3 separate regions of the Homo sapiens genome follow, and regions 2 and 3 are each linked to region 1. Evidence: chromatin loops called from intact Hi-C (ENCODE). Cell type or tissue: CD4-positive, alpha-beta T cell. All regions are shown on one strand. Each heading gives the region's core, and the rest is flanking DNA. Links, peaks and the distances in the headings are about the cores only. Region 1 holds the start of LOC105372899 (a long non-coding RNA gene). Region 2 overlaps PLXNA2 (plexin A2). Region 3 overlaps LAMB3 (laminin subunit beta 3).

What was found. Peaks named below come from ENCODE experiments on the same cell type or tissue, not always from the same donor. Only the 100,000 strongest peaks of a DNase experiment are listed, where the experiment ranks them.
Region 2: a loop joins it to region 1, with 17 times the contacts of the local background. A loop is called at or near these places in 2 of 110 quality-filtered maps.
Region 3: a loop joins it to region 1, with 11 times the contacts of the local background. A loop is called at or near these places in 73 of 110 quality-filtered maps.

Annotation. Positions count from the first base shown.
Region 1 is chr1:209,564,055-209,574,224 of GRCh38, forward strand. LOC105372899 (a long non-coding RNA gene) reads right to left here and starts at 3,769. Exons shown (of 3, transcript XR_922537.2): 1 at 3,665-3,769; 2 at 3,482-3,579; 3 at 2,894-2,933. In CD4-positive, alpha-beta T cell, for the core only: CTCF peaks have their summits at 2,188 (motif pointing left), 2,389, 5,564 (motif pointing right) and 5,770; DNase peaks (open chromatin) are centred at 2,187 and 5,597.
Region 2 is chr1:208,017,643-208,027,812 of GRCh38, forward strand. PLXNA2 (plexin A2) reads right to left here. Exons shown (of 32, transcript NM_025179.4): 32 at 4,600-9,696. The coding sequence ends at 9,601. Among named protein-coding and RNA genes, the nearest start is that of LINC02767, 64 kb to the left of the region's middle. In CD4-positive, alpha-beta T cell, for the core only: no CTCF peak of the experiment used is centred there; a DNase peak (open chromatin) is centred at 4,359.
Region 3 is chr1:209,624,357-209,632,356 of GRCh38, forward strand. LAMB3 (laminin subunit beta 3) reads right to left here. Exons shown (of 23, transcript NM_000228.3): 9 at 6,259-6,379; 10 at 5,381-5,569; 11 at 3,679-3,834; 12 at 3,027-3,223; 13 at 2,511-2,622; 14 at 1,292-1,670. Among named protein-coding and RNA genes, the nearest start is that of MIR4260, 4.8 kb to the left of the region's middle. RefSeq lists enhancers at 4,992-5,493, 5,494-5,995. In CD4-positive, alpha-beta T cell, for the core only: CTCF peaks have their summits at 3,479 (motif pointing left) and 3,679; DNase peaks (open chromatin) are centred at 2,915 and 3,465.

The DNA.
Region 1 (10,170 bases), core at 934-8,933:
CTGCCTGCCTGCCTGCCTGCCTAGAATCTCCCTGTGTTTTTATTTCCTGTACTGGGTGATTGATTACAGAAGAGCAAATTAGCTCCTACTGCTTTTAAGATGCATTTTCTTTCTTAAAGAGAAGATGATGTGAGCATTACTTCTCCCTGTCCACTGTGTGCCTTGGCTTTGGGCCTGTAGTCACTGCAGCTTTGGTAGGGCCTTCCTGGAAGGGAGGAGTACAGCAGCATCTGCTAGCCTGCAGCTAGGCCCACCCTGGGGGCCCAGTCCTGCACCCACTCTGCTTTCCCCAGGCTTCTCCTCCTGTCCCAGGAGACTCTCTGGTTACTCCAAACTATTTTCACCCTTCTCTCTGTACCAATACATGTGAATTCAGTTGCCTAGCAGAGTAGATGCTGTTGAATGAATGATGAAGTAAATGATGAATGAATTATAAAGACTAAAATCTCAACTTAATGAAATAAATGTGCTCTGGGCTCCAAAGCATGCTCCCCTGCCCACATCTCTGTCTCTCTCCTCTCTCTGTCTCTCTGTCCTCTCTCTCTCTCTCTCTCTCTCTCTCTCTCTCGTGGGTCTTGCTATTCAAAGTAGTTCCTGGACCAGCAACATCAGCAGTCACCTGGGAGCAAGGTTCCAAGGAGACCTATATACAAATTAAACCTCGAGAAGCACTGCTGTGTGGTCCTGAGTGGAGGCAGGCTGGTAGACAAAATGATCTCTCAAGGCCCCTCATTGCTTTACATGTCTCTCAACATGATCTCAGATAAAGACGGTTACGAGAAGACTTAGCCCAGGGTCACTGTACACCTACAGGGCCGGCCTGGAATGTGGAAGGTAGAATTTCAACTCTTTCCCTCCCGGTCTAGTCCTTCCTGCTGTAATGCTCCTTTGGAGGTCCCAGCTGACAGAGTCAGAGCACAGCATGGCTTTGCTCTAACTAATTGCCAACAGTTGGCTGAAGCTACATTTGTTATTCAAAAAGCCTCATTAATCTCCTAATGCCAGTGTAGCCATGGCTGCTAATGGTGCCTCTCATCTCCCCACACCCAGTTCCGGATGGGGCATCCTGGCTCCTGGCAGCAGAGCAGCAGGAAATGGCTTCCTTCTCAGAAGGCTAAGCTAGTATCTGGGGTCATGGAGCCGGGCTGATTTAGAACCTGGCTGAGTTCCACCTGTGGATGGAGTGGTACTAGGAGGCTGGACTCAAATCTGGGTCATCCTTGGGTCACAGAGCCTTGGAATGGTTCAGGTAGGTGGAAGAATGGATTATAGAATACCACAAGAAGGCTTATGTGAGACCTCTTGGATGAGCTGAGCTGAGCTGCCCCCTCACAGCCAAATCAAGAAATCCACTGCTTGTCTCTTGGGTATAGGGATGGGCTCTATCTCGCGAAACCCTGCAGCATGTTTGGACATGGAAGAGGTGCCTTCCAGAAAGCTCATGATGGGGAAGTCCTGAACAACTAGAGAGCCTTTGCCAAGGTTGAATCGAGGTTGAAACCTGCATGTATCCTATGGCCCAGAGAACATGATTTCAGTGCTTTCCTGTCTTCTTTCTCTAAGTTCTGCCTCTGTGGGTCTGTCTTTCCACGACTATAAACTCCGAAGGGACGGGATCTGCTGTGTCTTTCACACCTAACCCCTCACATCCCCAGTACTGGCCCTGCTGACTCATGAGCCATCCACCTGACTCACAGTCAGATATGGAGGTACAGGAGAGAGTATGAGGGGGACGGGAAGAAGGAGAAATAGCAGAGGAGAAAAAGGAGCAAGCAAAGAAGAGAGCTGGCAGAGCATACCTCTGGGCAGGGAGAATACGATGAGTATCAAGAATAAGACGCTCCGTGAAGACTCATGCCACTGCCCCCAGTGGCTATGGGTCTGGACCCAGATGGGTGCACCAACCGCAGCAGCAGGGCTGAGACAGGCGCAGCCTAGGAGGGCTCCATCCTCTTTTTACTTCCAAAATTTTATTATAACATTTTCCAGACAGAAAAATTGAAAGAATTTCACAGAAAATGCCCAATATAGATAGTGGGTATATAGGTGCCCATCTTTTTCGCTGTTTTTGTTTTTCCAAGGGACCAGATCCTCTGGCCTCGATCAATTCAATCCCATCAGTATTGCCCAAGCTTAGATGCGCGGGCAGCCTTCTCACCAGCCATTATTAAGGTATTTGTTAGAACAACACTGCCCCCTGCTGACTACAGGCTCTCACTTCTCTGGGACGGCTCTGCCTTGCAAAGGGCTAAGAGAGGGCTGGATCAGATTGTTCCTTCCCAGCCCTTTGCTTTGTCCCTCCCGTGTCTACCCTTAGCTTTGCCTCCACCCTCAACTTTAGTTCCTGGGGCACCCGCCCAGGCACAGCAATGAGCACCCGACTGAGACTCAGACAAGCTCAGACAATTAAGCAATGTGTGAGGCCAGCAAATGTCTTTTATCTTCATTTTTCTACAACTTTTCACTGAGTACTGCTTGTGTGAGGTGCAGCACTAGGGCTGTAGGCAGGGCAAAGCTATGTCTCCAGGCTGTGGATAAATAACTTGACCGCCTGGAGCCTCACTTTCCTCCTCTGTGAAATAGGGATCATCAGACTCTTTCTTTTCTGCTTCAGAGAGGGGCTGTCAAGCAAAGAATGAGAAAGAGCGCAATGAACCTGATGGTTTCAGACATAACTGGGAAGATCTAGAAAGCATTCACCTTCTTAAGGCTACAACTGAACCTATTTCCAGGTGATTTCTTAACTTCAGGTAAGTAGCTTGGGCCTTAGTATATGTATTAGTCCGTTTTCACGCTGCTGATAAAGACATACTCAAGACTGGGGAATTTATAAAAGAAAGAGGTTTAATTGACTCACAGTTCAGCATGGCTGGGGAGGCCTCACAATCATGGTGGAAGATGAAGGAAGAGCAAAGGAACATCTTACGTGGTGGCTAACAAAGAAAAAATGAGAGTCAAGCAAAAGGGGTTTCCCCTTATAAAACCGTCAGCTCTATTGAGACTTATTCACTACCGTGAGAACAGTATGGGGGACACTATCCCGATGATTCAATTATCTCCCACCAGGTCCCTCCCACAACACATGGGAATCATGGGAGCTACAATTCACAATGAGATTTGGGTGGGGACAGAGCCAAACCACATCAGTATATTTGTAGTTAAATATTCTCAGGTGTTTAGTGTTTAAATATCTCTACCAAAGGAAAGAAGTAAAGCAGAATGGATCATCCCAAACACTGGTGGCCTCTGGGGCAAGCTCCCTGTATAACTGGAAGCTGACAGAGCGAGATCTCACCTCAGGCTTCTGGCACCTGTTTCATTCAAGATCAGTTACAGCTGTGGTTCTCAATCCTGAGCTAGATCAGAATTACCTGAGGGAGTTGTTAAAACCCAGACTCTGGCCCCATCCTCAGCCTCTGATTCAGCTTGCGTGGGGTGAAGCCTGGGGGTTTGCATCTCTTAAACATCCCCCGATACTTACCTGGGACCAGACTGGGAACCACTGAGCTCGGCTCCGCTTTGGCAACAACTCCTGAATCTCAGTGACTTTGCACCACAGAAGTTTATTTTTCGCTTGTGCTACCCATGGATAAGAAAGAGTCAGTGCAGCTCTGCTCCACATAGTCACTCAAGAGCCCAGGCCCACTTAGGTCCCCCCACCCACCTTATAGCTGCAGCTTCTGGAACATGTGACCTTCTTGGTTGCTGTGGCACAGGAAAAGAAACTGAAGAATCATGTGTGGGCTTTTAACTGTCTCAGCCCAGAAGTGATGATATAAGCCACATGCACTCACATTTCACTGACCAGAGCTACTCACATGGCCCTGCCCACATTCCAGGCAGGAGTCTTCCATGTCTCTAGAAGAAGTGGATTGGATGTTGGTGAATGCTTGTACTTGTGGGGACAAGAATGACTTTATTTTAAATGGTAATTCATCATGTAACTTATGACTAACCCCGAGTCCAGGAATGCCTCCAAAATGTCTAGTTGATGTATTACTCTTTATGTAGGAACATCTATTCATTGTAAGTTTCCTCCAAAACAACCCTTGTAGTTGCAGAAATCAAAGGCTGTGACACCCATAGCCATCTACACATCCCTTCCAGAGCATGTATGCTTTTTCTTCAAGATATAAGCCCTGGGTCTGGGGGGTGTTGTGGTGCAGAGATCTACCTGTCTTGGGACCACCCAAGACCTTGCTTCTGCCTGTAAGTTCCCCATAATAAATCATTCAAAACTGACAAACTATATTTGTCTGCCTCTTTCTTTGGTTACTTGGCTCCTTCTGCATTTGGAGGTTGCCTTATACATGCGGCCCTTTCATGGAACAGTACTGTCAACCATACCAAGCAAGCATATCTCTTTTCACTCTCAAGAACATGTGTGATCACAGCAAAATGGGGTGGTGGTTAGCGGGAACAAATATCTGGCCTCATAAGTCTTGGTCATTTATGATGATGATGATGATGATGATGACAGAAAATAACTACTGAGTGCTCACTATGTTCCAGGAACTGTTCTAAGTAGTTTTTGTGTATCAACTCGTTTAACCCTCACAATAACCTTACATGGTAAGTACCATTTATACCCATTTTATAAATGAGGAAACTGAGGCAAAGTGTGATTACATCGCTCACCCAGGTCATAGAGCTATAAGAGACACAGCTGGGATTATAATCCAACCAGTCTGACACCAGAGTCCATGTTTTAAATCACTGTTCTGCTCTATCACTACCCAGCTAACTTTATTTTTGAAGATAAGAGGAGACTATAGTAGAAGGCCTGATTATGATTAATAGATAAGTGAATAGTTCAAACCCGAATAATCCAAATACAAACAGTTCTACAGAGAGGGGATCCCCACCCAAGCATCTCTACTGATATCCCAAATATGCCCAAATATGTCAAAATGGTTTCCAGTTCCAACAGAAGGGCTTTCAGGGTCCTCACCAATGCCCCACAATGTCTGGAAGGCCATTCAGGTAGTGTCTGTTCCCCCCTAAAATCACACTCTTCCTAGTAAATTGATCAGGAGGATGGACAATTTTTTTTTTTTTTTTTTGCATTTCTCAAAGAATTGCCTCCCAGGTCATACAGATCCCCCTTAGGAGGATCTTATGCCCACTTTCCTCCCTGTTTCCCCCTACACTTCCCCTTGGCCCTATTCCATCTGGAAAGACAAACTGTAGAGTCCCCAACCTGACCCAAGCATCTACTCTTTCTCTACCCTGGTGGGCCAGTGGCAGGTTCTTATTTGACAATATCATCATAAGAGGATTTAAGTCTTAGCATCAGTAAGAAAAAGCAATTCTTCAGGTTGAAGCATCTACACAAAAAATAACCTTTCTCCCTACTGATTGTGATAGCCTCTTGTAACTTCAATAAGTATGCTATTAAAAACTCTGTTTCTTTATTCTGTCTCACCAAATACCCCCTCCCCACAATAAATTGAGAAATGAAATATATATATATATGAGATAGAAAAATCCCACCTGGACTCACTGGATTAGGTGAATTTGTTTTCCTCATTGGTGGATGCGTAGGATTTAGCTGCAAAGAGCCTCTGGCCAGCAGAGGGCGATAGTCTCATAGCTTCAAATGTAAGCTACAGGTCCGCCCTCAAAGGTATCTCTCGGGGAATGTTTCCCTCATCAAGAAGAATCTGTTTAATCCGAAACACAGGACGCTCGATGGTTCTTGTTAGTGCCTCAAATGGAGTCAATCAGTGGCCTCAAAATGTCAGATTTCCTCCCTGGGTTTTACGAGTCTCTCATTTCCTGTTTTTCTTAATGAAAGTTCAAAATCTCCCTGGCAATGATTTTGAATCACCACAGTTTTCAAGAAATCTGAAAATCCTATTTCTTTTGGTTGGACAGCCATCAAAGATACATGTCAGTCATTCCATCCATCTCTCTTTCTCTCTCAGTCACACACACACACACACACACACACACACACTCAACTTTCACAATTCTTGCTGACAGCTCAAACCCATGTCTGCAACCAGAGATCCAGCAGAGAAGAAGGAATGGTTGGAAATTGACTAAGCACTCCAACAAGTTATTTTGCATCGATGATCTGTGTTATGAGAGGTCTCCAACCTGCTCAAAGGTGTGCTTAGCATTACTAAGGGCACATGGAGTAGTGGCTAAAGCAATTCTTTCTGGTCCGGTCTCCAGGTGGTTAAAGGCATGAAACATATCTTTCCTCTCTTGCAAGAGTACCTATCAGATGGACCAGCAGTGGGGATTGTGCTTTGGAAAAAGGCAACAGCAACCCACCTCTTGGCTAATTCTGACATAGAAAGCATATTGCACCCACAGCTCCTGAAGGGCACCCCATGGGCTCTGACTCAGATTGAAAGGGAAAAAATGGAGATCCAAGATTTCACGCTGTCAGCGAATCCGTGTCTTCAGAGGGTGGCAAAGGCAGACTTGGGATCCTTGGGAGCTCTCCCTCCAGCACTTGAGCCGGGAGGCATGCTGAGCCCCATAATTCCTTACTGCAGCCCTGCCCAGCCAAGCAAGCTTCCTGCCCCAGAGTTCAGTCTTAACCATCGCTGCGGAGGTGCGTTAGTTTGCTAGGAGGACTGCCTAACAAAGGTCACAAACTGGGTGGCTAAAATGACAGAAATTTACTGTCTCACAATTCTGGAGGCAAGAAGTCTGAGATCAAGGAGTTGTCAGGGTTGGTTCCTTCTGAGGGCTGTGAGGGAGGATCTGTTCCATGTTTCTCTCCTAGATTTGGGTGATTTGCTTGCAATTTTTGGCATTCTTTGGCTCATAGAAGCATCATCCTATGATCATGAACCTTTATGTTCATGTGGCGTTCTGCCTGTGTGTGCCTGTGTCCAAAGTTCCCCTTTTTATAAGGACATCAGTCTTACTGCATTAGGGGCCCACCCTCCAACAGTATGACCTCATCTAAAATTAACTAATTACATCTACAATGACCCCACTTCCGAATGAGGTCACATTCTGGGATACTGGAGGTTTGGACCCCAGCATATAAATTTTGGAGGGACACAATTCACCTCATAATGGGAGGGCATGCCTCCCCTAACGACCAACCCATCTTCCAGGCTAGATGGGGATGCCAATGGCCAGGGGATAAAGCAAACAAAAAAAAGCCACATTCATTAAGTAGATTTTATTTATTTTATTTTATTTTATTTTATTTTATTTTATTTTATTTTATTTTATTTTTTTAGACAGAGTCTCACTCTGTCACCCAGGCTGGAGTGCATGGTGCGATCTTGGCTCACTGCAGCATCTGCCTCCTGGGTTCAAGTGATTCTCCTCCCTCAGCCACTCAAGTAGCTGGGATTACAGGCATATACCACCACACCCAGCTAATTTTTGTATTTTTAGTAGAGATGGGGTTTCACCGTGTTGGTCAGGCTGGTCACTGATTGGTAAAATTTTAAACAAGAGTGGTATGTTCCATCAATCCAGCAGGGCTAGGAAAGAATGGGAATGGGAGAAGGACAAAACTAGAGGAAATAAGACCAACTCAGAGGCTTTTACTATAATCCAGGTAAGAGATGATGAAGTCAACCCATGAAGAGATGGAGAAGAACATGCAAATATAAGAAATATTTAGGAGGTAAAATCAGCGAGGCTTGGAGGCTTATCAGATGTTGTGGAGTAAAGGAGGGTGGAGAGTGCAAGTGGCTCAGACTTCTAGGTTGGATGATGGAGAAGACGACAGAGGACACAGGTGGAGGAACAGGTGGGGAAGAAGATGTCAGGGTCATTGTATGGCTCTGCTTTACCCCAATCCTTCATGCTCCCGGCTTCACTTCACTATCTATTATCTAATGGTTTCTCACTCCCTGTTTAGGTGCAGTTGTGGACATGCTGAACTTGAAGTGACTATAGGACAGGGGTGGTGTTCATCCCTGCCTTCAAAGAATTCATGTTCTAATAGAGACGACAGACTCTATTAGATGTGTGATCCAAATATGCCTAGACTCAACTACTTACAATTCCACATTCCATGCTCCACAATCCCCAAAGTGCCCTGGAAATCTAAATAGAATTTTTTAAAATATAAATTTGAAGTAAGTTCATTTGGCAGCAAAACGGAACTGAATGGACTTGAGCTCACGACTTGACTCATCAACTGTGAACAGGGGTAGGTTCTACACAGAAGTTGTGATGCCCATTAGAGTCATATAATGGGGAAATGAGCATTTTCCAGCAGAAAGGGGGTAGAAGTGCAGAAAGGGGAAAGGGTGCTGTTTAGACCTCGTAGATGTTCTCCATGCTCATCAGACCTCACTGGCTGTCAATATTGCATTATTCTTCCTGTTCTATAGATAAAACTAAGGCTCAGATTCATCTGAAGTCACCCGACAGGGACTCAAATTTAGAATGGAAAGCTCTTCTATGAGATGAGAATTTGCAAAGAGATGCTAGGACCTGAACTGTTTGTTTGTTTGTTTGTTTGTTTGTTTGTTTGTTTTGTTTTGTTTTAGATGGAGTCTCACTCTGTTGCCCAGACTGGGGTGCAGTGGTGCAATCTCAGCTGACAGCAACCTTCGCCTCCCAGATTCAAGCATTTTTCGTGTCTCAGCCTCCTGAGTAGCTGGGACTACAGGTGCGTTCCATCGAGCCCAGCTAATTTTTTGTATTTTATAGAGACGGAGTTTTACCATGTTGCCCAGGCTGGTATCGAACTCCTGAGATCAGGCAATCTGCCCTCATCAGCCTCTCAAAGTGCTAGGATTATAGGCATGAGCCACCATGCCTGGCTCTGAACTGTCTTTATACTAAGATTTGTGATTGATTGACTTTTTCATGTCACATTCCAGTTGTTTTCATGTTGAATAAACATCACCCATAGACGTGTTTTGTTTTACACACCTGAGCTCTAATATACCCTTCTCCAATCCATGGGCTAGAAGCAGAATCTCTCTCAGGGGTCTTGTTCTGAAGGGAGAAATTTTGCCATACTCTTCTTGAGAAGATAAAAGGTGCAGAACAGTCCTTGAATTTAAAAACTAGAAGTAGACAGCCGGGCACGGTGGCTCACGCCTGTAATCCCAGGACTTTGGGACGCTAAGGCGGGCGGATCACGAGGTCAGGAGATCGAGGCCATCCTGGGTAACATGGTGAAACCCCATCTCTACTAAAAAATACAAAAAAGCCAGGCGTGGTGGTGGGCGCCTGCAGTCCCAGCTACTCGGGAGGCTGAGGCAGGAGAATGCCGTGAACCTGGGAGGCGGAGCTTGCAGTGAGCCCAGATCGCATCACTGCACTCCAGCCTGGGCGACAGAGCAAGACTCTGTCTCAAAAAAAAATAAATAAATAAAATTTAAAAAAAAAAAAAAAACTAGAAGTAGGCTTTGTGGAACACAGAGGAAGCAGGTAATACCTGTATGGATGGTTTATCAGTGTCTCTGCTGCAGGTTTCATATGTCAATTCTATGCACAAAATGTCTAATATTTAATGGTGGCAGGAGGCAGAGTCCCTTGGGATTCCATCAGACACTAATGCTGCCTTGCTCTGGTTAGAAGGCTGGGATATCTGTGCCTGTGTTCACTTTTTGGAGAAAAGAGGACAAAGCAATGGTCATGAGTCTGGTCTATTGACTTGTTGGCTCATTGCACCCTCAGCTCCTCAGCTGCAACTGAGAGAACTTCAAGCCTATGTACCCAGCAGCAGACTCAGCATGGTCCCAAGCCTGGACACCAGGACCGTCTTCCTTTAAGGAGCCTCAAAGCCCTTTTAGTTCAATGTTCATGAGACTCAGTCAGCATCCAGCCTTTCTCAGGCCCAATGCTGAACTGTGTATAAGTCTCTGCCTTGCTCCCACAACCAATTCTCTTCCCTGAACCGGATATTCCCGTGTTGCCATCTCTGCATTGGAACTCTGCCCAGTGTCCAATTCCACTAGGACAAAGACATGTCCTTGCTTTTTGTTTCCACCCTCACCTTGGGCTTGGAGTATTGCCTTGATGGCTCTTGCCCTGAATTCTCCCACCAAACCTCCTCATGCTACCTGCCAGCCTGCTTCCTGAATTTTAATTTACATTTGTTGGATGAATTAGTAAGTTACTAGCTGCTACACACTGGGTAGTTAAAGCCACAGAATCTACTCTAAGGGCTCAAAATTTAGTGAAATGGATTAATTTAATAATTGAAAATTTTGCATATAATGGAAT
Region 2 (10,170 bases), core at 1,203-9,202, 1.5 Mb before region 1:
ATGTATCAACTTGGCTAGACTACAGTGCCCAGTTTTTTGATCAAATACCAGTCTAGATGTTTCTACGAAGGTATTTTTTAGATGTGATTAATATTTACAATCTGTAGACTTTGAGTAAAGCAGTTCACCCTCTAAAATGTGAGTGGGCCTCATCAACAGTTGAAGACCTTAAGGGAAAAAGACTGAAGTTTCCCGAAGAAGAAATTCTCCCTCTAGACTGCTTTTGTACTCAAGGCTGCATCATCAACTTTTGCAGGAATTTTTAGCCAGCCTGACCTGCAGATTTCAGACTTGCTAGCTCCCATGATTGCATGAGCCAATTCTTTAAAATCTCCACCCCCTTACACACACACACACACACACACACACACACACACACACACACACACACACACCCTATTGGTTTACTGGTTTTGTTTCTCTGGAAAACCCTGACTAATACACTTACCTAAAACCAGCTCAGTGTGGAGGTGCCCAGACTCCTCCTGAGGGGAGATAGGTGAATCCCCCTCTCAGGTCTGGTGAGTGCTCCAGCCCGTTTCCTACTCCACTTCCTTGACTTCTTGCTGGGAATAGTCCTTCTGGGGTCCTTCTGTGCCCTCTGCCTCCAGCCTCTTTGCTCCCCTCTGTTGCTGTTATCCTCTGCCTGTGGGCTGGCCCTGCCCTCTGGCTCTCAGGGTGAAGAACTACCTTTCCTAGTAGGCCCCAAATCCTTTTCAGACCCTTGATCTGGGCATGCTTTCAGGAGGCCATCAACAGACTCTTGTAGCCAACTGAGCCCTGTCTGTGGCCTTAGCACATGGAAATTAGGCTTGATCCACTTCTGTCTGCCACTTCCCATTTACCTATAGCATGTTCACTGGCAGGTTCATAGCTGGTTCTGCCATTGGGTGAAACCTTGATTCATCTTCTATTTTCCTATGTTAGCATCCATGACTAGTCTCCTAAGGACTTAACTCTCAGGCACCAACTTTCATCTCCAAAACTTCTATTAATTCAACTTCTTCCCACAGTCAGATGGAGATGCTCATCAATTCCTGCCTGTAGGTCCTCCTGGGCTGCCTGTAAAAGAAGGATGTATGGTGGCTGGGTGCAGTGGCTGAAGCCTGTAATCCCAGCACTTTGGGAGACCGAGGCGGGCGGATCATGAGGTCAGGAGATCGGGACCATCCTGGCTAACATGGTGAAACCCCGTCTCTACTAAAAATACAAAAAAATACAAAAAATTAGCCGGGCGTGCTGGCGGGTGCCTGTAGTCCCAGCTACTCAGGAGGCTGAGGCAGGAGAATGGCGTGAACCCAGGAGGTGGAGCTTGCAGTGAGCCGAGATCACGCCACAGCACTCCAGCCTGGGTGACACAGCAAGACTCCATCTCAAAAAAAAAAAAAAAAAAAAGAAGGATGTATGGTTCATTCTCTCTCCTGCTCATTTACCTATTGTAATACTTAGTCCATTACATACATTACCTTATTTAACCCATATAAAAACCTTATTGGATGCATATTATTATCCTCATTTTATTGATTTGAAAATTGATGCACAGAGAGGTTATATAACTTGCCCCAGACCATACAGCTTGAGGATGGAATTCAACCCGAGGCAATCGGAATCCAAAGCTTATGCTCTTAGCAGGGGATACATGAAACCTAGCAATTAGAAAGGAGTAGGGGTGAGGAATCAAGATAAATGAGACAGAGACATAAAGCAAAGCCAGGAATAAGATGAATGCAATTACATGCAGTAGAAATTTCTGTGCATGTGCTTTGGTGGGCTGCTCATTTGGCTGCTGACAGGTGGAAGCCTCCTCTGTCTTTCAGCTCACTTGCTGAGCTGAGATGTTTGGCAGCTCGTGGTGTTGATATGATCAAGCGCAGACAATCAGCAGCACCCATCTCCCTAAATTCTCTTGAGTGTCTTATCATGCAGGTTTTACCCTCAAATTGAGGAAAATAGGTCTCTGAGAATTCTACTGACACAGTTTGGCAAAATTATTTTGCATTTGTGGTAAAAATGAGATAGAAATACCCCTAATAAAAGGGATGAATCTTTTTCTTATAGAATAATGATTTGGTATTGGCATTAGAGTGTAAACCCAGGGAAAGCTGCAACTTCAGGACTTAGCTTTTCCCTCCCTTTGTGTTCCTAATAGTACCTAGTCTAGTGTCATGCTCATAGCAAGTGAGGAAGAGATATCAATTGCATTGAACAAACATGACTATTGGTGAATGAGGAAGAGTGTCTCCATAGGATCTTCTTGTTACAAGAGGAAGGATCCATTTCTGGGGTGGACTTCCAAGTATTCAATGGTTCTAGAGCTAATGAAAGGTAGTGTGGAAAGTGCAGTGGAAAAAGCCTGTGCAATGTGAAGTCTGGAATCAGACCTCTGTGGCTCTACCACTTTGTAACTGTGCAGTCTTAAGTAAGTCCCTTAACCTCTCTGAATCTCAGACTAAAAAATGGAAAACTCTTATCATGTGAGCATGAGAAGCCTACAAGGGAGGATGTTCCAGAGCCTGGCATTTGGTAGGTGGTTCCCAAGTTCCATTCATTCCATCATCTGTTTATTCAGAACATACTCAAGGGGCATCTGCTGTGGGCCAGGGTCTGTGCTCTGTTCTGGGAATACGACAGTGAACAAGACAGACCACCTGGTAGCTTCCATCCTCTTCCTTTGCTTCCTTGCCAGAGGATGGTAGTTTCTGCAGCAGGTATTTAATAATAGGGATACCCTAAGTCCAAGTTGTTGAGGGGACAGATGGCGGTGGGGTGAGGGGAGCAGCAAGAAGATTGGAGAAAACTCAGGGAAGTAAGGATCCTGTACTGAGAAACGTCCTCCTCTGTCCAAATTTCCCTGTATCCCAGCCTCTTGTGAAGCCAGGAGCCCAGTCAGGCAGTGACAGAGGCAAGACTCATCTAACTGCTCTGTCCCACATTGGAGCTCACCAGGGCCATATTGTTGCTTTTACTGAGAAAAGACACATTTTTCACTGCTAGACACTCGAGTGCCTCCAGGGTTCTAGGTTTGCATTTCAGAGAGAAGAGGAGGATGGTTTAAAGTTAGTAAAAAGCTCTGGTGCACTCCCCAGGCCCAAGGGTGCACTCCCCAGGCCTGAGGCCCACTGTGTTGTTGAAAATGACACACTAATTACATGCAGACCTCAGCACTGCACTCTTCTCCTCTCCTCCTGACTCCTCATGGTGTTATGTTTGCATTTTTCTCACCCTCAGGACCAGCTTTTGCATCTCTCCATTCCATCTGGGAAGGGTGTGTGTGTGTACATGTGTGCGGTGTGGATGGGGGACCCACAAACACTGTGAACTCAGAGGCTGCTAAGTCGGGACTAACAATCTTCCCAATTATGATCTCTTTGAAGCTGTAAGCACACACTATGTTTACCAACATGCACTTGTTTACATGTTTTGTTTTACAAGTCCCAGGCCCCATTCTCCCTTGTGTGTTGGCTGTCCATGTTAGACTGGAGGCACTCTGAAGGCAGGGCCTGCACCTCATCCTTCAGGAGGCTCTACTCTTAGTGCCTGGTATAAGGTTGAAGACCCAGAACTCTCCTGGTCCCATTATCATGGAAATAGTGAGCAGCAGTTTGCTTGCATGCTCAGTTGAGATGTCAGATGGATACTTGAGTTATTCTCATCTATTTCTCTTACCAGAGAGAAGAAGTGTCACCCACACATGTTGGAACACCAGAACGTAAAATAGATGAAAGTACAGAGGAGGGGAGGAGGCATGACCTCCTAGGGTTAAGGGACCCCTAAGGATTAGGAGTCCTAAGATCAATTCCCTACCTCTCAGGCTTACTGTGGAATTGTGATGTTTCTGCTGCCTCTGGACTTTGTCTGCCCAGCTACTGTTCTCCCCTAGGCAGGGCCCGCCTTCTTGTCTTACCTGCACTGGATCTAAAAGCACACACTATCTGGCATCTTTCCCTTTATTTACCTTTAATCCTTTAACTGAAAATGACCAAAAAAAAGCAACCATAAAACCCCTTCTCAAGGCATGGTGAAACATTCCTTTTTAAGCAAGCCTATGCTTTTCACTACACTAAAAGGTTGATGAGGACAAGGATCATGTCTTTCTCACTTATTATGTTATCCCCCAGCACTTACCACAGTGCCAGGCCGTGCTTAATACGTTTTGTACAAGCACAAGAATGCACTTTGTATACATGAATGTACAAACACATGAAGAACATGTATTAAGCATGGAGGCAGAGGAGGATCTCATTCTTCTGAGACCTCCCTTCTCTCCTGGGAAGGGGTCCTAACTCATGGAGTACACTAGCTGCCTCCAGTTGGAGGAAAGCTGTATTCTGAGGTCTTGGGGCTAGGGGGCAGTGTTCACCTGCTGGTATAAGCCACGGTATCTCGTGTGTGTGTGTGTGTGTGTGTGTGTGTGTGTGTGTGTGTGTGTGTGTGTGTGTGTGTGTTATGTTGATGATGATGACTGGTACATTAATAAGCTCTGGCTCCAGAGAGAATTCTAAAACTCCCTCAAAACAACTTAGCTCATATTTCCATGAGTACCATTCTTAAATATGCCCTTAAAATGTTATTCTGCATATATGCTGCTGAACAATCGGGTTTATTTAAAGATTTAAGGTTTTTTTAATTCAGTAAACTTTATTTATATATAACAACAGTACAAATTGTGTCCTCAGCTTGCAAAATAGGAGTGTTTCATATTTACAATAGGTACACAATAATATATTAGAATAACAAAAAACCCCACTTTATTGGAACATTTTAAATACTTAATTTTCTTACAGTTTTTATTCCACAACACCTGTAAAAACAACAAAACCAGACAACCATCATTGTATTTTCTTAAAAATATATATAATACAGATTCCAGTGTGTCAAGAGGAGTGGGTTTGAGCAGGAAAAGTTGTGGGGAAAGGCAGGTGGGCTCCGGCCCCTAGTCTCATGGGATAGAGAGCTTGTCCCTTCTGCCCTTACACACGCAAGAATATCTGTTCTGTTTGGGGGGAGTATTTCCATTCTGCCTGCCACCTTCCATGCCAAGATGAAGGCCAAATAAGTCAAAGTGAGGACTTTGAAATGCAGAAGATGTTTCCTACCTTCCTTGAGGCCAGGGTAGGAGGGAGCAGGCTGCACTGCAGCAGAAAGAAGACAGCTCAGGCTGAAGGGAGAGCTTCTCTGCTGTGAGAAGAATGAGATGTGGGTGTCCACGAGAGGCTGAGGAATCTCCAGTTTGCTTATTGGGTGGAGGCCCTGTATGCCAAGCAGTGGCTGTGATCGTGTCTCAGGACTTTCCCTAGCACTAGTTAGAAAATACCAAGAGTGAAACTTTATCCCTCATTCATGGGGATCACTGAGCTCCAGATACTAAAACGTCACACTTCAGGGAAACTAGGGAAGAGAGACTGAGTTATGGAAAGGATGCTACCATTTTTCTCAAAGCATGTTCCTGAGACAAGGCGTCGGAAGGCCCTGAAGTTCATCTCCCAAGTTCCCCGTCGATCTGCTCCCACAGCCCTGTGTCTGTGAAGCCACTTTGCATTTTCTCACCCACTGAGCCTCCTGAGTCTCAATTCTTTTCTCTCTGTGCCCAGGCCCCAGGAGTCTCATGCAAGACACAGCGTGGCTGGGAAAAAAAGACGGCCTCTCCTGGAGCAGCTGCTGGATCAGTATTTACCAGGAGCAGGTTAATGGGGGCAGGCGTGGCAACCGGGATGCACCTGGAGATTTATCAGCCAGAAGCTTTCAAATGCTCCCTATTTGTTCTGCCCAGGCCATTCTTCGTCCAGCACTCATCCATTGCTTCTGTTTCACGCTCAGCAGGGCCAGGGGTCTTGACTGCTATTTCCTGTCCTCATTTGGTGGAACTGAAGGAAGGTCAGAAGCTCAAGCAGCAGGTGAAGTGCAGCCAGAAGAGATGGTGGCAGTAGAAACAAGAGCAGCTCTCATCGCTGGGGGAATGGCCCCAGAATAAGGTAAGGCAGCTGGGTTGGTCTGCTTTCTTCCTTTGCTGGACCACTTTTCCTACAAAACTGGTACCCTGTGCCACTAGGGGAGGAGAACTGTTGCCTGCTAAGTTGGTGGCAGGAACCAGCTTCCTGAAGGATATAAATTCGCTGGAAGAAAGACCTTGGTTTTGTTCCGTGCTGTTTTCCCATCTCTAGAGCAGTGGCTGGCAGACAGTGGCTACTCAAGAAGGTTCCCAGATGAATGAATGCAGGAAACAGTTCCCTCCTCCAATGAGATTAACAGCTGATCCATGCTTTTAATGACTGAACTCTGTAAAGAGGGGAACCCTCTGCCAATGGGGGATCAAAATGGTTTTGAGAGCCCTGCTGTGGAGAGAGGTAGGACAGCAAGCACAGAAGCACCTGACCCCATGCAGAGGACGGGAGGCAGCAGCAGGGGCCAGCTGGAGGGAGTGCTCTCCATTGCCCATTAGCATCCTCTGTCTTGCCAAGCACCCTTCTGGGGTCCTCTTCCTTTTCCAGAGCATTGTCTCTTGTGCAGATCAATGAAACGAAGCGAAGCTGGATAGACTTTGGAGAGAGACTTCCCTCTCTGCCTCCCCCAAGATGAATGGCTTCTTGTGGAGAGGAGCTGTGGCTTTAACACTTCATCCTTACCCAAGGTCAAAATATCCTCAAATTGGATAACAGGGAGAAGAGAGGCCAACCAACTCCCTCTTTTTCTCATCCAAAGGGTGTGGACTTCATTGGTTCTTGGTGGCCCAAAGCGAAGAGGTGTGGAGGAGGAACAGGTGGGCAGCTGGAAAGGGGGCAGGGCCTTATAACCTTTCACCCTCATGGCGTGGCTTGAGTCCAGCTTTTTCCCTTTTCTTAATTCCTTCCTTAAGGATGCCCCAGGCTACTTCCTTTGTCAGCCCAAGTTCCCCAAGTCTCTCATGGAATCCTGAGAAATGTGGCCAAACCACTCACAGCCAGCTCCGGCTCTTCACTCTCCACCCTCCAATTGGCCATTGCCCCATCATTCTCCACGCTCTCCACAAACCTTCAAGGAAACGCCCCAGGGGCAGTGAATCGTCTCCAAAAGTAACTGCTGGGAGATGCCAGGTAGATGCATTGAGTTAAGGGCTGGTAGAGATGCTACTGAGATGTCCGACTGCCTTTAACTTCTTGGTGGAGCAAAGCCTGGATGCCAGTCTGAGCAGCCATGCGGCCAGAAAATCTTCACCCAAACAGAGCTCAGAAGTTAGATGGGGTGGGCTGAACTTTTTTACAGGTAGCATAAGGTCTCCTGGTCACACTCTTCTTACCTATATCTCCTTTCCTTTTATCTCCATAAATTATGGGCTCTGCGCTGATAAGCTTTGAGTGCTATGAAGAGCAAACACTTTGGCTTAGTGCGGAAGGCCAGTCATTAGTATTTCCTTCAGGCTACTAATAGGGCCTGAGAAACTTTAAAGAAGTGGATTTTCAAAAGAAAGTGGCCTTGGCATGGCTGGTTGTGAATTATAATGAAAACAGCAAGTTTCCTGAGTATTTTGCTGAATGCTTTTCTCTTCCCATTTGTCAGCCGCATTCAGGCAAGAAACTAGAGCTGGGGAGACCGGGCAACGTCTGCTGTGTGGTTAGACAGCGATCCAAAGCTACACGCCAAGGATGGAAGCCAGACCTCTGCGCTCCCCTCCCCCAGCCCTCTCCTGGGAATCACATGTGGTCAGCAGGGCCTTTGGAAATTGGAACCACTTGGAGGTAAAGCAGGGCACGGAGAAGCTGGAGCCCAGAGTTAATAACAGAGAAAATGACCCTGGTCTAGTCTCTCTTGGAGGAGCTGGTCTAGCTTCCCAGCATCATAGCCTAGGATTCCTGACCCTTTGAAAAGTGAGGAAGGGCAGCTTGTTCCTCTTTGTCTTCCCCAGTCCCACACCTTTGCTTCCACTTGTCCTCCTACCCCCTGACTCCAGTGCTGCTTGCAGAACAGTTGGAGCTGGCTGCTCGGATCCAAGGTAATGTGGGAGGCCTGGACACTCTGATGGCTATCCTGGCCACCAAGGTCCTGACACTCACAGAGCGCCTTTCCTCTCGATGACTCCCACTGGCTTCTATGGGGCCTTTGGACCTGGGCATGGAGCTTTGGTCTCTTTGTTTGGAATCTACACTCAGGAGAATTGGTTATCCATAGTTTTAGGCATCATCAGAAGAGACAGAGAAGGAAAGTCCAGTGAGAAGTCATCCACTTGTCCTTCACACTCACAAGTCCGTGAGAGGCAGAAAGAGAGGCAGAAGGTAGTAACGTGGGCATGCCACAGTCATTTCTACTGAGGAAGTGCTGTAGGCCCAGATGGTCAGGAGCTTCCGTATATGAGCGAAGGGTGGTCTCCCCTCTCCAGGCACGAGAGAATGAAAGAAAGAAAGCATAATAATAAATACTGCAGCTTCTGTAACCTATGCTCTTCAAGTATTGCTTGCTGTAAACAGTGTTTGATTTTTGTTTTCTTTTTAATTGCCAGGGACCACTGGATGATTGGAGTGAACTCCAAAGTCAAACACCTATGTCTCCAAATCAACTTTCAAATGGAACCTCGTGGAGGCCTGGCCCACACACCTCCAGGCCGTTTCCCCAGGGTGCCTGGTTTATGACAGGGATTGATATGAGGCAGGGCTGCCAGGTGTCTGGTCTGGGAGAGGCCCACCTCACCCCACTTCTCATAGTAACTTTAGGGAAATTGAAAGGAAACATATCAAAGACCAGCTCCTCATTTGTTGAGGTTTAGGATTAAATAAAACAAAACAAAAAACAGTAGCAAAAAGCATTGGTACTATCTAGGTACACATCTCCTCTCAAAAGATGAGAATATACAGGTGTGTGGTAGATAAAGCTCAGTTTCCAGTCAGCCAGGGTGAGCTCTTGATGGCTTTGCAATTTGTGCAAAGTTCTGGAAGTTCCATACTCCTCTGGCTGCCGGGATAATTCCAGGTTTTACTGGCCTCTGTTTTTGCGAAGTGTTTGGTGCATACTTGTGCTCATCATTCTTCTTCTCCTCTTTCTCTTTTTTTTTTTTTTTTTAATTTCAAGGAAAAGGAGACAGTCATTTTCTCTCCAATGTCTCTCAGCATCTCTGCTTTCTCTGGCATTTGGAAATAGGCATTATATAAAGAAGGAGGAATGGGAGAAAAGATGGAAGGGAGACAGAAATCAGAATTAAACAAAAGTTGGACGGGATTAACAGGGCGGCTTTTTGTTTTATTTCTGTTTTTTTCCCTTTTTCTTAAAAAAATTAAATAAAGTTCTCATTATTTCCCCAATATACATCAAATGAGTTTTCATGCAAAGCAGCAGTCACAGAGGCAGAACTGTCCCCAGCTCGTGCCTCTCGGCTTGAAGAACCACCTTCTCCCGGCCCCGGGTTCTCTGGTGTTCTCACTGAGGATGGACGACGCCCACTGTCTCTCCCAGCTGGAACTGGCTATGACGAAACTTGGCTGGCGTAGGGAGAGGAGTCCTCCCCTCTCCCCAGGATGGGGTCTCAGGGGACAGCAAGCTCTGGGGCCTGATCCCCATCACTTGTCCTTCCATCTGAGACTCCCAGTGTGACAGCTTGGACAGGTCCCTCTTCCCAGGAATGCGAGGCTCCTCCTCTCAGCTCTCAATGGACATGGCATTAATGAGCTGCTCCACCTTATAAGCCAGCCGCTGCCGCCGTGCCTGCTCATCCTGCTCTAGGGCCCCGATGAGCTGAGGAGCAAAAACAAAGGCAGGAAGACTTCAGGACTCAGAATAGAAGACACCATTTTCTGGAGTCGTTCCCTCTTTGCCCTCTGTCTACCTTTCCATTCTGCCTTCATGCACATAACCTTAAATAATTTAAATGATTAACTGAATGAATACATGCACACACACCTATATATATGTATGTATGTATGGTGTTTCAAACATTCTCTGGCATAGGAAGTGCTATGCAAGTGTTAATTATTGCTACTACTACTACTACTTTCACGTTCAATGCTAAAGAAGCTTTGTGAGTTTTCCAAAGGTATCCTAATCAATCTCTATTCATATTAGGGTCCACCTGTCTATCTGAAATGTAACTGACAGGATCTGCCCGAATGCAAAGAATAGTTTGATTCATTAAGAGAGAATGAAATTAATTATACCATACTTTGAACTGAAAAACAAATGATTAAAAGTGTTATTTATTGTGTTAACAAT
Region 3 (8,000 bases), core at 1-8,000, 59 kb after region 1:
CTGCAGCTCCAAAATCTCTTCCACAGTCCACACCTCCCACTCAGCTCCAGATCCCATCACTGCTGCCAGCTGGTCATCCCCCCGAAGGAGGCTCAGAGTCTACCTCCCAGGCCCTTGGCCACTGAGCTCTTGGAGAGTCCTCTCTCCCTGTGCCCTTTGCAGCTCCACCAACCCAACCACCAGCTCCCTCCTCCAAGCCTCACATTCTCCACCTCCAGGCTTTGATCAGGCACAGAACGCCCTTCCATGGAATGCCCCTCCATGCCTGTGTTTCCAACCTACTGAATCTGGTGGACTGACTGCCCGAATCTGAGACTTAGGTCAGAAGGCACCTCTGTGAAGCCTGCCATGACACATTATAACATGCGTCACATTATAGTTTACCATTTACACATCATTCTCCCCAGTGCGAGCTTCTTGAGCGCAAAGATTATGTCATACTAATTTCAATATCCCCAATGCCTGTACAATGCTTGTTTCATCATAGATGCTCTAAAATTATGTAAAGAGAAAGAAAGAGAGAGAGGAAGGAAGGAAGGAAGGAAGGAAGGAAGGAAGGAAGGAAGGAAGGAAGGAAGGAAAAAAAGGGAAGGAAGGAAGGAAGGAAAAAAGAAGGAAAAGAAGGAAGGAAGGAAGGTAGGTTGGTTTTCAATATTCGCTTGAGTTCCTCTCCCGGAGCCCCCAGCCAGAAGCTCTAGCACATCGTGAGTCACGGAGCCTCCATTTTCATTCTTCTCAGGCTGCCTTTTCCTTCCCCACCACTCACACACCTGGATGGCTCTGTGCACAGTCAGAAAGCCAGTGCTCAGGGAATGCAAACTAATTATAGAAGCTTCCAGAACTGAACCTCACTAAGAAGGCACCTCTGCTGGTGGGATGGGGGTGTGGGCGGGACCAACTTCCATTCCAAAGCCACACGTGAGTTATTTTTAGAGCCCCTGCCTCTCGGATGCCCTCCGCCAGGGTGACTAATCCAGAGCTGACTCTCTCCCACAGGCAGCACTGGGCACTTAAAAGAACGCTGGGCTTGGGCTCCTGGACTGTGTTCTGAGGCCCAGCTCTGCCCTTCGGTGGTCATGTGGCTCTGTCACATCACCTGTCTGTGCCTGTTTTCTCATCTGCAAAACCACACCAGCCTCACAGGACTGTTGTAATGGTTGAAAGAGAGAGCACTGTGAAAATGCCTTTAAACTGTAATGCACTGTACAAATGTAAGGAAGGACCAGCATGCCCGGTACTGGAACCCCTGGAGCATAATTCTTGCAAATGCTTGGCAGGGAAAGGGAATTACCTGAGGGAGAGGATGGCACTGGCCACCTGAGCCACCTCCTGCTCTGTGACTGCGGGGCTGCTGAGAACTGCTCGGATCTGCTCAATCTTACTCTTTGCATCTAGGATCCGGGAGGCCAGGCCACGGTCCTCCAGCCCAGGCCCTGACCACAGGCTGGCGGTGGCATTGCGGAGTCTACCAAAGCGCAGGGCCTGCTCCCGGAGGTCCGCATCATAGGTCTGGAAGCAAGGGTGGCAGGCCACGCACACCGGGTAGCGATTACAGTAGCCTCGCTGGCACTGGTCACAGCGGGGCCCGGTCAAGCCAGGGCGGCAGAGGCAGCGGCCTGATGCCTTGTCGCAGCCCGGGCCCTCTGTTCCCCGGAAATCACAGTCACAGGCTAGGGCCAAGAAAAATGACAGTCAGAGACAGGGGTCAGGGAGACAGAAGCAGCTGTCAGGGAGAGCCCTGAAGAGGAGGTCTGACCTGAGGCTCTTTCTACATGACTTAGAATAACAGAAGTCGCAGCCAGAATAAAAGCCATGGTAACAGCTGCAGTGAAAGCAAACGCTTACTTAGCACCTACCATGTGCCAGGCACCACTTAAAGTCACACACACACATTAACTCATTTGATCTTCACACCACTCTGGGAATTAGCACTCTTGTTTTCCCACTTTTTCTAGATGAGGCAACTGAGGGACAGAGAGGTTAAGTACAGCATGCCTCTTCCTCTAAGAAGGAAACCAAGTCTAAAGAGGGGAAGCAGCTCCCTCAAAGTCACTCAGTGAGGCAGGGGCAGAGCTGGGACCACAATCTGGTCTGCACACTCCAAGGCCTGTGCTCCTGTGGTGACATCAAACTGACTCCGTGGGAAACGACACCCTTTCCCCTTCAGGACTCACTTCCTCCATCTATGAAGAGGGAAGAAACAGCCTCCCCTCCTTGCTGCTGCCCTGGAGATGGCTTCTGGGAAATGCTCTCTCTCTCTCAGGGAAGTGGGGAGCAAAGCAACCAGCATGTCACGGGGACGCAGGAACAGCGGGCATAGGCCTGCCTCAGGGGCTTGGAGGCCATGCCAACAGGCCGGAGTGTGTGCACTCACAGGGCTGCCCAGGCCCACACCACATGCATCAGTACAGGACATCCTGCCCTGCTGCAGACCTACACGCCCCCACCATGTGCCCACCCGCGTGCTCGGCCCCCAGAGCCTCAGCGTCCCCCAGGCTTTGAGCATGCACCTCGGCATCCTGTGGCCACGTCTCCATAGGTCCGGTCTGGACACTGGCGGATGGCTGCAGCGCTGCACATCAGGCCACCAAAGCCTTCCCGACAGGGGCACTGCCCTGTGAACTGCGTGGGGAGAGCACCGTCAGTGGACCCTGCCTCACAGCCTCTGCCTTACCCTGGTGTCAGGGACTGTGTCCTAGATTCCTGGTCCACAGGTAGAATCCAGGGCTCATGGCCACCTCCAGAGCTGCTGTGCCCACAAAACAAGGGCTCCCACTCAGAGATGAGCCTTGAAGTCAAGGCCCAGCATAGGCCCTTCAGAAGGTGTGGTGCATATGGTATTACTGACGGCCAAGAGCCACAGAGGGAGGGACATCTGGTGACTTCCCCAAATGAGAACGGGGACAGAAGACGCCCAGTCTGACAGGGGAGAGGCCTAGAAGGGCAGCATGGAGGGGCAGCAGAGAGGCTGGTGCTCAGGACCCCCCTCCCACTGAGGGGGCCCCCGGACCACCCTCACTTCGTACCTGGTTGCACTGTGGGCTGAGGGAGTTGTGCGGGTCGCAGGCACACGGTTCACAGCCCTGGCCACTGGCCAGCTTCCAGTGGTAGGGAGCACACTGGTCACATTTGGGACCCACCACGTTGGGCAGACAAAGGCAGCGCCCACTCTCCTCGTCACACGGCATGTCCCTCCGGGACCCCAGGATGTTGCAGTCACAGCCTGCAGGAGGAGAGCTGCTGAGCTCAGGCAGACGCTCCATGAAAAACTCACCCCCAGAGGACACACATCCAGGGAGGGGCGCTGCCTGGGAAAAGAACTGGGCAGGGCCCTTCCCTGCAGATGACATGGCTGACTCACAGGACCCCTGCGCTGTCCCACCAGTTCCAGCCACCTGGCAGCTCAGCCGCCTGCCTGCCCACCCTCCATCTGGCTGACTCAGTCCCACCTTCCAACTCGGACGTGTGCTGCCACCTGCTGGAGGCCAGTGGCACAGCATCTGGCGCTGGGTAAGAGGGCAAGAAGTCCGGACTCCTGGCAAAGGCCCGGGCATACCCCCTCTGTCTACCCTGCAGTGGGATTTCCTCTGAAGAGAGCACAGTGAGCAGGGCAAGCCGTGGGTCTGGTGGCCCCATGCAGCCCACCCCACGTCATGCTGGGCCAAGCCCCCTACTCACGGTGGCAGCCCTGCGGGTTGGCGTAGGTGAGTCCAGTGAAGCCCGGCTTGCATAGGTCACAGCGCTCTCCCTGCACATGCTCCTTGCACACACACTGCCCGGTCACTGGGTCACAGGGAGCCCCTGGCACTGCCCCATCCGGATCACACTCGCAGGCTGAGAGACAACAGCAGCCACCGCAGTAGGAACAAAGAAAAGTAGAGTTCAGAGCAGATTCCAGGAGCCAGGCTGCCTGGTTCAAATCCTTGTTCCACCACTGGATTTCAAATTCACAGCCTTAGTCAAGTTACTTAATCCCTCTGTGCCTCAATTTCCTTGTCTATAAAATAAAAATAATGATACAGCCTTCATAGGCTTCTTATGAGAAATAAATTAGTAAATGGCTGTGCGCGGTGGCTCATGCCTGTAATCCCAGCACTTTGGGAGGCCGAGGCAGGTGGATCACCTGAGGTCAGGAGTTCGAGACCAACCTGACCAACATGGTGAAACCCTGTCTCTACTAAAAATACAAAATTAGCCAGGCACGGTGGCGCATGCCTGTAATGCCAGCTACCAGGAGGCTGAGGCAGAAGAATCACTTGAACCTGGGAGGCGGAGGTTGCAGTAAGCTGAGATGGCGCCATTGCACTCCAGCCTGGGCAACAAGAGCGAAACCATCTCCATTAAAAAAGAGAGAGAGAGAGAGAGAAAGAAATGAGTAAACATAAAGCAGGGGGAGCATATTTGGCACATGCTAAGTACTATAGAAGCGGTTTTGTTGTCATTACTTACTGAGCAACTACTCTGTGCCAACCACTGAACTGGGAACTGTCATATGTTGCCTCATGTAATCTTCATGATAATCCTGGAGATTATTATTCTCATTGTACAGAGGAGGAAACCGAGGCTCAGATATGTCAAATAACTTATTCAAGTTCTCATTACAAGTTCATGCAAGAAACAGGGATCAAACTCAGTTCTGTCTCACTCTTCCCAGAAACAAACATCAACAGAAAGTGACTCAGCTTTCCCCAACCCCCACTCCCTGACTTCTTTCAGACCTTTCAAAATGTAAGACCCCTTCATCCAGAAAGTCTTTTCTGACTAAACCTGCCCGAATCTGATTGCTTCAGTCCAGGCAGCCCTCTCCTATATGAAGTCGCTGGCTCTTGTGTGCATGTTAAGCTGCCTCTGCCTGTTGCCTCCCATTACATTCACAAACACTCCCTGAGCATCAGTTATTTTCCAGTCAGTGTGCTAGGGCTAGAGGATGTGAGAAATAATCCTCGCCATGGAGGAGTTCTCGATGTTGGGAGAAATAGAAAATTAAATCACAAACCTCATTACAACATGGTAAAGGCAATCATATACATACGGAAAAGGTGCTTTCATCCCTCTTCTGCAGGTGTATACAGTTTATATTGCCAAACAGTGTGTGTGTTCCCTGATGGCACAAACTGTATCTTATGTTTACTTTTTTCTTCCCTATGCCCCAAATAAAGCCTAACTCTTGATTGATTGTCTGATTGATGGTCCAGAGAGGTTAAGTGACTTGCTCAGTAATAGCTAAATTAAAATAATCTCCCACAAATCCTGACTCACAGCCAAGTTTTCATGCTCCCTGAGGGCCTTGGTGTGCCCAGGAACATGTACTCTATTGTACCCAGAGGAGATGGGGAGTAACAGACAAATGACACTCTGGGACTCCGGAGCCTCTACTCACAGATGCAGGTCTCCTGAATGGAAGCTCCCGGGCGCCGGTTCCGGAAATAGTGCAGCTGACACCGCTCACAGTTCTTGCCTTCGGTGTGGTCCCGGCAATTGTCACACACACCTCCATATGCCCCCTGGCTGGCGGCAAACACAGCGGGGTCAAAGTGACATGTCTCTGAGTGCCCATTGCAGTCGCACCCTGGAAAAAGAGAGTCCCAGGGCTGACATCTGACCCACACCTTTGCTATCTACAGAGCATGCTCCACAAAAGCTCACTGGCATCTGTAACAACTCTGCAAGATGATCAAGGCAGGGAAGTGGGGAAACTGAGGGCAAGGGAGGTTTGTATAACTTATTTAAGGTTACATGACCAATAAGAAAGCAGAGGAGAATAAGAACTCAGCCTTCCTGATTCTTACTGTTGGAATAAACCCAAGAACAGTGGCCATGTTGGGCCAAAGAAAGAGCCCTTTGAATGCTCTATCCCCAACCCTCCCACTGCCAACACTGGTCTCCTCCTGGGTCACTGCCTGTCTCCAGGATGAGAATCTCTGTTTTCCTCATTTATGTAAACAAAGGGCCTGATTCTAGGGAGCCATTTGAAGTAGGAAAAATGACAATAGAAAAACCAGATATGTCCTAAACAGGGTAAAGCAACTGGAGAGGCCAGAAGAAGCAGGCTCTAGCTGGGGACAGTGGGAGGATGTCACCCAAATACTCTCTCCATCCTCACAGAGCCAGGAGAGCTTGAATTGTAATGGTGCAATTCAGTTTAGATTTACATAAGAAAGACTGGATCCCCCTGCATCCCAGGTGAGATCATCAAGGCCTAGAGGGGCCAGCACTCGACCCAGACCCTACAGGGGAGGGGTGATCCAAAGCTCCTACTTTGGCATTCATGGGCGTCCTGGCCCTCCGCCGGTCTCCAGGGCCGGTTGTTGTAGAAGGGTGCACAGCGCTCACAATTTGGGCCGGCAGTGTTGTGCTGGCAGACACAGACATCGTGGACCTGGGAGGGGGACCGTCAGCCATCAGGAGTAATCAACAAAGAAGGGCACCAGGGATGGACCTGCCCACTGCCCTCTGACCCTCTGCGCACCACTCAGGATCTGGCTTAGATCCCAACCCTTCCAGGAAGCTTCCTCTGAATGCCGCAGACTTCACCCAGCTCCTGTGAAACTGTCTGCTATTGTTCTGCACATATGAGCATGTGTGTGTGTGCACGTGCGTGTGCCCGCACTGCTCCCCTAGTGAGGTTTTTGCAAGCTCGCTGCTTGCACTTGGACACCCCCATGACACCCAGTCAGAGGCAGCGCTTGGCAGGTGCTCAGACACCCTTGGCAAACTGTGGGATCCAGAAGCTGGTGGGGCCCTCTGGAGATTTCTATTCCAACAATCTATGAATACAGTTGTTTGGTTAATGGAACTGTTGTGATGAACTGTCACTAGACTCATTAAGGTATAAAAATAGAATAGCTGTTGCGTGCTAATTGCCTTCCAAATTAAGCCCAACACCTTCAGCTTGGCATTCAAGGACCTGTATCATGTTAGCTGCATTCTCAGCTCCCATGTCCTGCTGACAGCATAGCAAGATGAACTTCTAGCTGCTCCCTCTGCAAGCCCTACTTTCTCCACCTTTTGGCCTTTAGCAATGGTTTTTCTTCTGCCTAGAATTCTCTTCTCTCTGTATTCATTCACAAAATCCTGCCAGCTAGGCTCCAGCTAGAACGGCACCTCTCTCATAAGGCCTCCCTGGTGCCTCTAATTCCATAGATCTCAACACTGCCTGTACCTCAGTGTCACCTGGGGAACATTTTTTAAAATGCCAAGGTCCAGACCCAATTCACTCTGAATCTCAGGGATGAGACCCAGGCAGTGGCACCTTTTAAAAGTGGTGATTCCACTGCATGGCCAGATTTGAGGACCACCAGGGCTGGGTGGCTCCCTCCCACCTCGTCATGTCATAGCATGTTGTATTCCCTCTGTGTCACTCAGCCTTGGGTTCTAGGAGTATGTCTCATGGGCCCTGACAGATGACACACTCCCTGAGCTGGCCTCCCTCTGTACACCTCTGCAGCCTGGGGCAGAATTTGGCCCAGAAGTGGAAAGAAGAATGCCAGCTGAGGCTTGTGCCACCTCTATTTCCCACTCAGGCCATCTTACATGATTTCCTCCTGTCCCCCTGTCACTAGGACAGCTGTCACGCTCCCATGTTGGGTCCCTCTGCTTCTTTGCTCAAGGTTCTCTCTTCTCTACCTGTGGTTCTCAAGCTTGGTTTCACAGCAAAACCCCTTGGGAGGGGAGGGCTTGTTAAACTGGAACGTCTCAAACCCCATCCCTGCTGAAGCCAATCCGCCTGGTCTAGGGTAGACTTAGCATCTGTACTAAACATTGGTCTCTCACCGTGCCCCATATCTCACCACTAGCTGAGACTTTAAAATCCCCAAACCAGTGGCTCTCAGACCTGGCAGTACATTCGAGTCACCTGGGAGCTTTAAAAGCCAATCATAAAATTAGAATATCTTAGGGTGGAGGGCTGGGCAACATTTTTAGCTCTCAGTGAAATTATAATGCATAACGAGGGTTGAGAATCATTGGCTTAAACTCCCTCCCAATTTCCACACTTATGT